Regions from separate parts of the Homo sapiens genome. Here region 2 is linked to region 1. The links are chromatin loops, found by intact Hi-C in ENCODE. Cell type or tissue: adrenal gland. All regions are shown on one strand.

The links. Peaks named below come from ENCODE experiments on the same cell type or tissue, not always from the same donor. Only the 100,000 strongest peaks of a DNase experiment are listed, where the experiment ranks them.
Region 2: it touches region 1 in a loop (4-fold over the local background); 1 of 110 quality-filtered maps calls a loop at or near these places.

Annotation. Positions count from the first base shown.
Region 1 is chr4:4,782,273-4,786,272 of GRCh38, reverse strand. It overlaps LOC101928279 (a long non-coding RNA gene), which reads right to left. Exons shown (of 3, transcript NR_125892.1): 3 at 1-763. Among named protein-coding and RNA genes, the nearest start is that of LINC01396, 60 kb to the left of the region's middle. In adrenal gland, no CTCF peak of the experiment used is centred here; a DNase peak (open chromatin) is centred at 1,705.
Region 2 is chr4:5,083,270-5,087,269 of GRCh38, reverse strand. The region is part of intron 1 of STK32B (serine/threonine kinase 32B); the gene reads right to left. Among named protein-coding and RNA genes, the nearest start is that of STK32B, 34 kb to the right of the region's middle. In adrenal gland, no CTCF peak of the experiment used is centred here; no DNase peak of the experiment used is centred here.

The DNA of each region.
Region 1 (4,000 bases):
GTTCCTGGAGACAAGGGTTCAGCATCAGAATTTACTTGACAGGTGATCTTGGGAAGTGCTTGTCTTAACCTCTCCATGAGTTAATGCTCTAATCTATAAAACTGGCATAATAAAAGTGCTGTCCCCCAATCAGGGTGCTGTGAGTTCTTAAGAATCAGTGCACTGGAGCCACACAGGAGACCCAGTTGTGTGCAACCCCTCCCAATTCCCTGTCAATAATCTCATATTGATAGCTTGAGATCCACCATGGTGGGAAGTGGGATTATTTACACCATGGAGGAGAAATACTGTGGATGGGAGTTCTATCTCCAAGGGCTGTTTGTCAGACATTTCCCAGCATGCCACTGATTTCACACAGGACAGTACCTAGCACAAGGCGCTTCACACATAGCCAGCAATGATTGTTAGAAGGCAGTGAGGGCCACGTGGAGCCCAGGCCCGGGGCACACAGGACATACTTAGCCCCAAGGATGCATTTTCCACTCCAGGTCATGGTTCAATCCCTTCATCCACCTTGAATCTCAGAACTTCTGCTGGCCTACAAGGGCACAGTCAAAGGGCAAGATAACCGTACTCCTATGCAAAAGTAGATGAATTCATTGCTGTCTGCCAGACACCAGAGTTTCTGTTCAAAAGTAACGACGCTTCCAAGCAGATGGTAGCTTTTGTTCCTGCTTTTGCTGGCCATTAAAACTAGTCACCATTCTCCAGCCCTATGATATTGAAAAAGTCACTTGGCCACTCTGTGCCTCAGTTTCCTCATCTGTAAAATGGGAATGAAAGTAGCATCACAAAAGTGCCGGGCATGTAGTCAGTGTTGAGGAAAGTTTACTACTGTTCATATAATGTGACGTTGACATCAACGGGGCCCTCACATCTGTGCCCATGTCACCATTTATATTTCACCTCCACACACAGCTGCTCAGCAACATATCAGATAAGACCTTTGCACCCATTTGAAAGATGCACAGTGGGAGGCGCTGAAATTATGTAGCTCTAGCTGAGGTTACAGTAAAGATTAGAACTTCTCCATACAGCCCAAGTCCAGACCCTGCAAGGGGGAGATTTTAGGTCATCTGTAAAAGGATGGGGAAGGATCTTCTGCAGTGAGGGACCAGCATTAGCAAAGGCCCAGGGTTGGAAAGCGTGTGGCTCCATTAGTCTATCAATGTTCCTCGAGTGTCTGCTTTGTGCTGGGTCACACACCAGGTAGGAGGAAGGAGACTTGGCCCCAGCTTCATGGTGCTAACAGAGGTATGGTTGATGTGCCTGCGTATGAACCTAGGCGTGGACTCCCAGAGAGGGGACTGTATCCTATTCATGTTTATATCCCAGGGCATAGGCTTGTAGCTCTAGCGAGGTCGCAGTAAGGTCAGTGTGGGAGCTGGGAGGCCTCAGCCCCTTGCACACCTCACCCCACCACCTGGTCCTAACTAGTCACCCACACTCGGGCTGTCTCTGCCCTGACCGCCATTTCAGTCCCTTCCCAGCTGAGAGGCTGCTGGCCCCAAATAACTTCTGCATCCCCTCCTCCCAGCAGGAGCTTCAGAAGTCAGTGGCTCGGACAATTGCACTTGCTTTTCTCTTTCCAAAGAGGGATCTGCTTTGGGAGCCCTTTGAAAGGGCTGTGATTACATCTTCATTTGTGGGTAATGGGATTAGCACAAGGATGGCAGAGCCTCCCCGCAGCAGTGGGGATTGTCAGGTCTGCCCGAGAGGGCCAGGGAAGAGGAGCTCTCTGTTCCTCTGAGCTGCCAGGCGCTGGCCACTGCCCCGGAGGAGGGGGCACCCCAGTGCTGGGACACAGGGACTGGAAAATGGAACTAGCTCCATTCCAGTGCACAGAGGCCAGCTGTCTCACCCAGCCCCAACTCCTCAGCTGATGGACAGGATCTCCCTGAAGAGGAGATATGAGTGTGTGTGTGTGTGTGTGTGTGTGTGTGTGTGTGTGTGTGTGGTGGGGATAAGGTGGGGGGTCTTTTCGTGCCTTTAATCCCCAGCTATCCCCTTCTGGAGGGACTCAGACAGGTGAAGTCACCAGGTTCGGGTCTCCCACAGGTTACATCCAATTTCCTGCTTCCCATGTGCCAAGCCCAGTAGTACTTACAGGGACCCACACCACAGTCACCCTTCTTTGAAACCTGGCTTCTGGTGCAGGCTTGGTGCCGAGGACTCTACGCATGCCATTCATACAATGCTCACCACACACCTGTGAGGCCGTGACCGACCTCATCCCCATCTGGCATAGGAGGGACTCAGACCTGGGGCCGACTGACGCTGGAATGTGGGATCTACTGGCCACCTGGAGGCCCCACAGCAGGGCTCGGTTTAATGCCCACTAACACATTGTGTGTTTACTTGATACTTTCTTTAAGCTTTCTCACTTTTAAAATTTTTAATTTATTATTTTTCCAACTTTTTATTTTGAAAAATTTCAAGCCTACTAAAGAGTTGCATGAATAACACAGCGAACATTTATATGGCCTTTCTTTAGAGTCTAGATGCACTGGATGTTAACGCTGATATTTGCTTTTTTCTCTGTCTCACCCTCTTCTCTCTCTCTTTGCATGTGTATATATATGTGTATATGTATTTATATGTATGTGTATATATACAGATATGTGCACAGTTGATTACAGCAGTGCCCCCTTATCCATAGGGGATATGTTCCAAGACCCCCAGTGGCTACGTGAAACCTCAGATAGTACCGAATCCTATATATACTATGTTTTATTCCTATACATATCTAGGATAAAGTTTAATTTATAAATTAGGTGCACTAAGAGTTTAACAACTAATAAGAAGATAGAACAGTTATAACAATCTACTATAATAAAAGTTATGTGAACGCTTTCTCCCTCTCTCAAAGTGTCTTCTTGTACTGCTCTCCCCCTTCTTCTTGTGATGATGTGAGTTGGTAACACGCCTGCGTGATGAGATGAAGGGAGGTTAGGCTGCTGTTACCTTCTGATGATGCTTTGGAAGAAGGAACACCTGCTTTGGGTGATCCTGTATCATAAAGACAGGATGATGTCGATGGCTGGATGTCAGGAGCAGACGATCTCTGTGACTAACAGTACGTAGTATCTCCAGTGTGGACCCACTGGACAAAGGGATGATTCATGTCCTGGCAGGATGGTGTGGGACAGCATGAGATTTCATCACGGCCACTCAGAATATTGCAAAATTTAAAATTTATCAATTGTTTATTTCTGGAATTTTCCATTTCATATTTTCAGACCTTGTTTGACTGAGACTAACAGAAACCATGAGAGCGAAACCATGGATAAGGGGCGACTGGTGTGTGTGTGTGTGCGCGCACATGTGGGCACGTGTGCAAAAGCGCACACATATTTTTTGTGAACCATTTGTAGACAAGTATGAGACAAACATGAGTTGTCTCCTAAATACTTCAGCACATATCTCCTAGCACAAGGGCATTCTTCTACATAACCACAGCAATGATTCTCACACCCAGAAAATTTAAAATCCATTCAATTCTATCATGTACTTCTTAATCTACATTCAAATTTCCTCCCAGTTAACCCAATCATACTCTTTAGATCCTTTTTCTTTGCAAATTCCAGCAATCATCAAGGATCACTCATTGCACTTACTGATCATTTCTCCAAGATGTGATCTGAAGAACTGAAAGCAGACTGAATGAGGGGACTCTCCCTTCCTGCTTGGCTGCAGAATGCTGTGTCAGCACGCAGAGAACATCAACACTCTCATGTGGGGCGCCTTCTAGGAACCCTGCCCACTGAGATTGCTTCCAAAAATCAGTACAAAGCTAGATCTCCTCCAGATCCCGTCCTTGGGCAGTCACACTGGATTTGGTCTCCTGGATTGTTAAATGACGGTGTGGTCAGGGCTTCCATACCCCCTTTCCCTTCCCTTTCGGCTGCAAAATCATTGTGATTCATGAATGTTTCATGTGACTGACCCCCAAACAGCAGCGAGTGCAGCACTGCAGTTACCCAGGCCAGGGGTGGACTCC
Region 2 (4,000 bases), 300 kb before region 1:
TATTATAATTAGCATCTCAATTTATAATAATCCAGTTTCTATTAATACTACTTAATTTCAAATATATACAAAATCTATGCTGTCATATCTCTTCATTCATCCCCTTTATGCTGTTTTTACCACATATTATAGCTTTATTATGTGCCTATCTATATAGATTTAATAACTTTATACAATTTTTAAAACACATGGAATAAAAAGAATTGCAAACAAAAATACATTTATGCTGTGTCTCATTTATCCATGTAGTTAACTTTACTGGTGTTCTTAATTTCTTCATGCAGCTTTGAGTTACTCTATACTATCCTTACATTTCATTTCTGAATGACTCTCTTTACTATCTGTTGCAGGACAAGTCTACTAGTGACAAACTCAATTTTTGTTTATCTGGAAATGTCTTAATTTCTTCTTCATTTTTAAAGATAGTTTTTCAGATATACAATTCTTGATTGACAGTAGATTTTTTCAGCACTTTGAGTATGTCATCTCACTGCCTTCTGGCCTCCACAGAGTTTGATGGGAAATCAGCTGTTAATCTTACTACACCTGATGAGTCACTTCTCCCTTGCTGCTTTCAAAATTCTGTGTTTAACTGTGACAGTTTAATTAATCTCGGTGTGGTTCTTTTTTAGTTTATCTTACTAGGGATTCACTGAGCTTCTTGGAAGTGTAGCTTATTGTTTTTTGTCACATTTGGATTACTTTTTACCATTATTATCTTCAAATATTATTTCTTCTCTTTTCTCTTTTTCTTCTACTTCTGGGGTTGCCATTATGGTTGCTACACTTGATGGCACCTCATGTGTCTCTAAGACTTTGTTCATTTCTCTTCATTCTTTTATTTCTGTTCCATTAGCTTAGTGGTCATCTAACGACTATAAAGAGATTTCCTTAAACTCTTAGAACCAAGAAATCTTCCATCATTTGCAGAAGAGCTTTGTGTTTGTTAGAGCACACCCTCAACACTCAGCCAGATAGTTGACAGCTCTGCCTTAGCCTTCACTTCCTGCTAGCACAGACCCTCAAGGTTAGGCAGAGGTGAAAGTCTGGGGCTTCCTCAAGTCTTTCTCGAGGCAGGTGCACAAGCCTGGGCATGCACATGAACCTATAGATTCCCAGAAATAGACAGAAGCTTTTGAGCCCTATTTCCCAGCATTTCTTCTAAAGCTTTTTAGTCTATTGTTTGCACCAACTATTATCTATCACTTCACGCAGCAGTGACTGGAACATTTTCCTGTAAATGTTTTAGACAATTACCCTTCTCCTCCCAAGTAGCACTGGGAAAGTTCCAAGTTGAGTAAAATAAAGAAAAGCCTTTCCAGCTAGTCTTCTTCCGGAAAGCCAACAAACATACCGAGTAATTATAATTCTGTATGAAAAAGGTCTCTTCTGCTCTCTCTGGTACAAGGCACATGGGTTGTTATTTTCAAGGCTATCGCTGAGATAGTAAATGGGGAATGAGACTAGGGTAAGTTAAAATACCACAAAGCTTACTGTTCTCAACAAAGTTCAGCTGCTGTTCTTGAATAAGTGCCTCTTGGGTTGTCTAAGCCTTTGGTTAATCTCCAGAGTTCCAAAAAAGTTACTTCTAACAATTTTATCAATGCTTTTTTATTGCTTTTATGAAACTATGGAATTTCAGAGTTCCTTACTCGGCCATTTTCACTAATGGCCTGTTGGTGTTTGTTTTGAACATAGTAGAGAATGCACCTGCATGTTACAGGGTGCTTCCTTAGAACTATCCGGAGCCATGCTTCCAATGTGTGTTTTCTAGAACACCAGTTCCATGGGGGAAGTAACCATTACAGCATCCCATGGTGAAATGTTTGTGACATTAACCTTAAATAAAGTTAAACATGTCTCCTTACTGCACAATTTATCAGAATCCTTAATATGCTATATTGTCAATCCTATTCAGCTTCAAGAAGAGGAAAGAGTATAAAAATAATTACAGTAGATAATTGTGGGTCAGGCACTGTGCCAGACATTTTACATTTATTATGTCATTTGTTATTCATACCACCACACAACATATTTCCTATTTTATACACAAAGAAACGGAAGCATAGAAATTTTAAGTAAAAATTTCCAACGAGTAATTTCCAGAGTCAGAAATTTAATCAATTAGCTTCCAGGCTGTCCTGTAAACCATACTGCAGGATTTCCCTAACTTAATTTGACCACAGAAACATTTGTTCAGAGAATCTTGAAAGTTAATGTGTCTCAGAGTACATTCTGGAAAATGCTGAGTTAAAGCACAGTTAATAACTGGGGAACTGATTTGTGCTTTTCTCGACACTTTTACTGTCATGAATCATGCCAGAGGCCCTTGCTACATTAAATATTGATTGAAAAATGGGGCATGGAGTTGTTGTTCAACCTACAGATTATCATTACAAAGGAGCTTCTATATTTTAGTGTCTCCTCTGGCATAAGCATTAAAGGTTGTCTTTAAAAAACAGTTCCACTCTGAGACAGTTTAAAAATATAATTTTAATTTATGAAACCATACAAAAACTAAGTGGACTAAGTTCATCTTACAGATTTGCTTTCCTCAATTTTTTACAGAAGTTACTTTTTCCAACAAAGAAAGAAAATTGTTCTTAGCACAGAAATATTTGAAAACAAAAATATTTAAAGAAATACAAAATAAAAATCTGAAAACCTTGCATTCAGAGCCAGTTTCTGTTAGCTAACTCAAGCATTCTGAAGATCTTATTTTCTTTCCATACTTGGAATCCTGCCATAAATATTTTTATTATAATCATTTTATCACCATTACAAATTCTTCATAAATATCATTTTTTTCATGTCTTCAAAATATTCCATTTTAGGGAATTATCATAATTTACTGAATATTTCCACTCATGTTAACTATCTAGGTTATTAACCATCTTTCACTGTTGTAAATAATGCTGTTGTCTTTTGTAATACAGAAGTTTGGCAGAAGGCGCTCAGCAAAACACACACAGAGATGCCAGTCGACAAGGCTACATGTGGCAGCCAGTTCTCCAATACAAAGAAGTGAAGTCAAAATGGGGTAAATATGATACAGAGAGGTTTGTGGAAATATTGAAGACATTCACTAATTCACCAAAGCAAATTATATCTAAAATATGAGCTATCCAAGAAAACTACCAGGATTTAAATACAGAGATTGGAGGGACAGCAATTACTGAAAAGTAGTGTTGCAGAGAGAAACAGACATAGAAAGTATAACAAATCAGGTAACAGACTGGGCATGGTGGCTCACGCCTGCAATCTCAGCACATTGCAAGGCTGAGGCCAGTGGATCACCTGAGGTCAGGAGTTCAAGACTAGCCTGGCCAACAAGGTAAAAACCCTATCTCTACTAAAAATACAAAAATTAGCCAGATGTGGTGGCGGGTGCTTTTAACCTCAGTACTTGGGAGGCCAACGCAGCACAATTGCTTGAACCCAGGAGTTGGAGGTTGCAGTGAGCCGAGATTGTGCCACTGCACTCCAGCCTGGGCAAGAGAGTGAGACTCTGTCTCAAAAAAAAAAAAAATAGGTAACAGAAGAGCAGTCTATATCTAAGGAAGCAAAATAGATACTATCTCTTCCTTTTGTCATTTAAACACAGATGAATAAACAGTGGCCCAATTATTACTTATGTACATACTGAATACTGGGAATAATTCTAGCCTTTAATAGTTTAAAATAGCAGTAATGTCCATGTCCATTTATTGAGCATGTACTATTTGCCAGTCTCTGTGTAAGGGGCTATATGAAGTCCATCTGATTTAACCCTTACAACAAAGCAGACGTAATTATAAACAAGTGACACATTCAGAAAATTAGGCTCAAAAGTTGAGTAACTTGCCCAAGGTCTTTCAGAAACATGTGAATGAGCCAAAGATGAAAATACAACTCAGTCAAGAGCCTGTTTCCTTCCACAATCAAGTGGACTTTGTTCAACACACTCCATAAACCAAAATGAAAATATCTCCCAAACAACATGAACCAAAGAGGATATAGA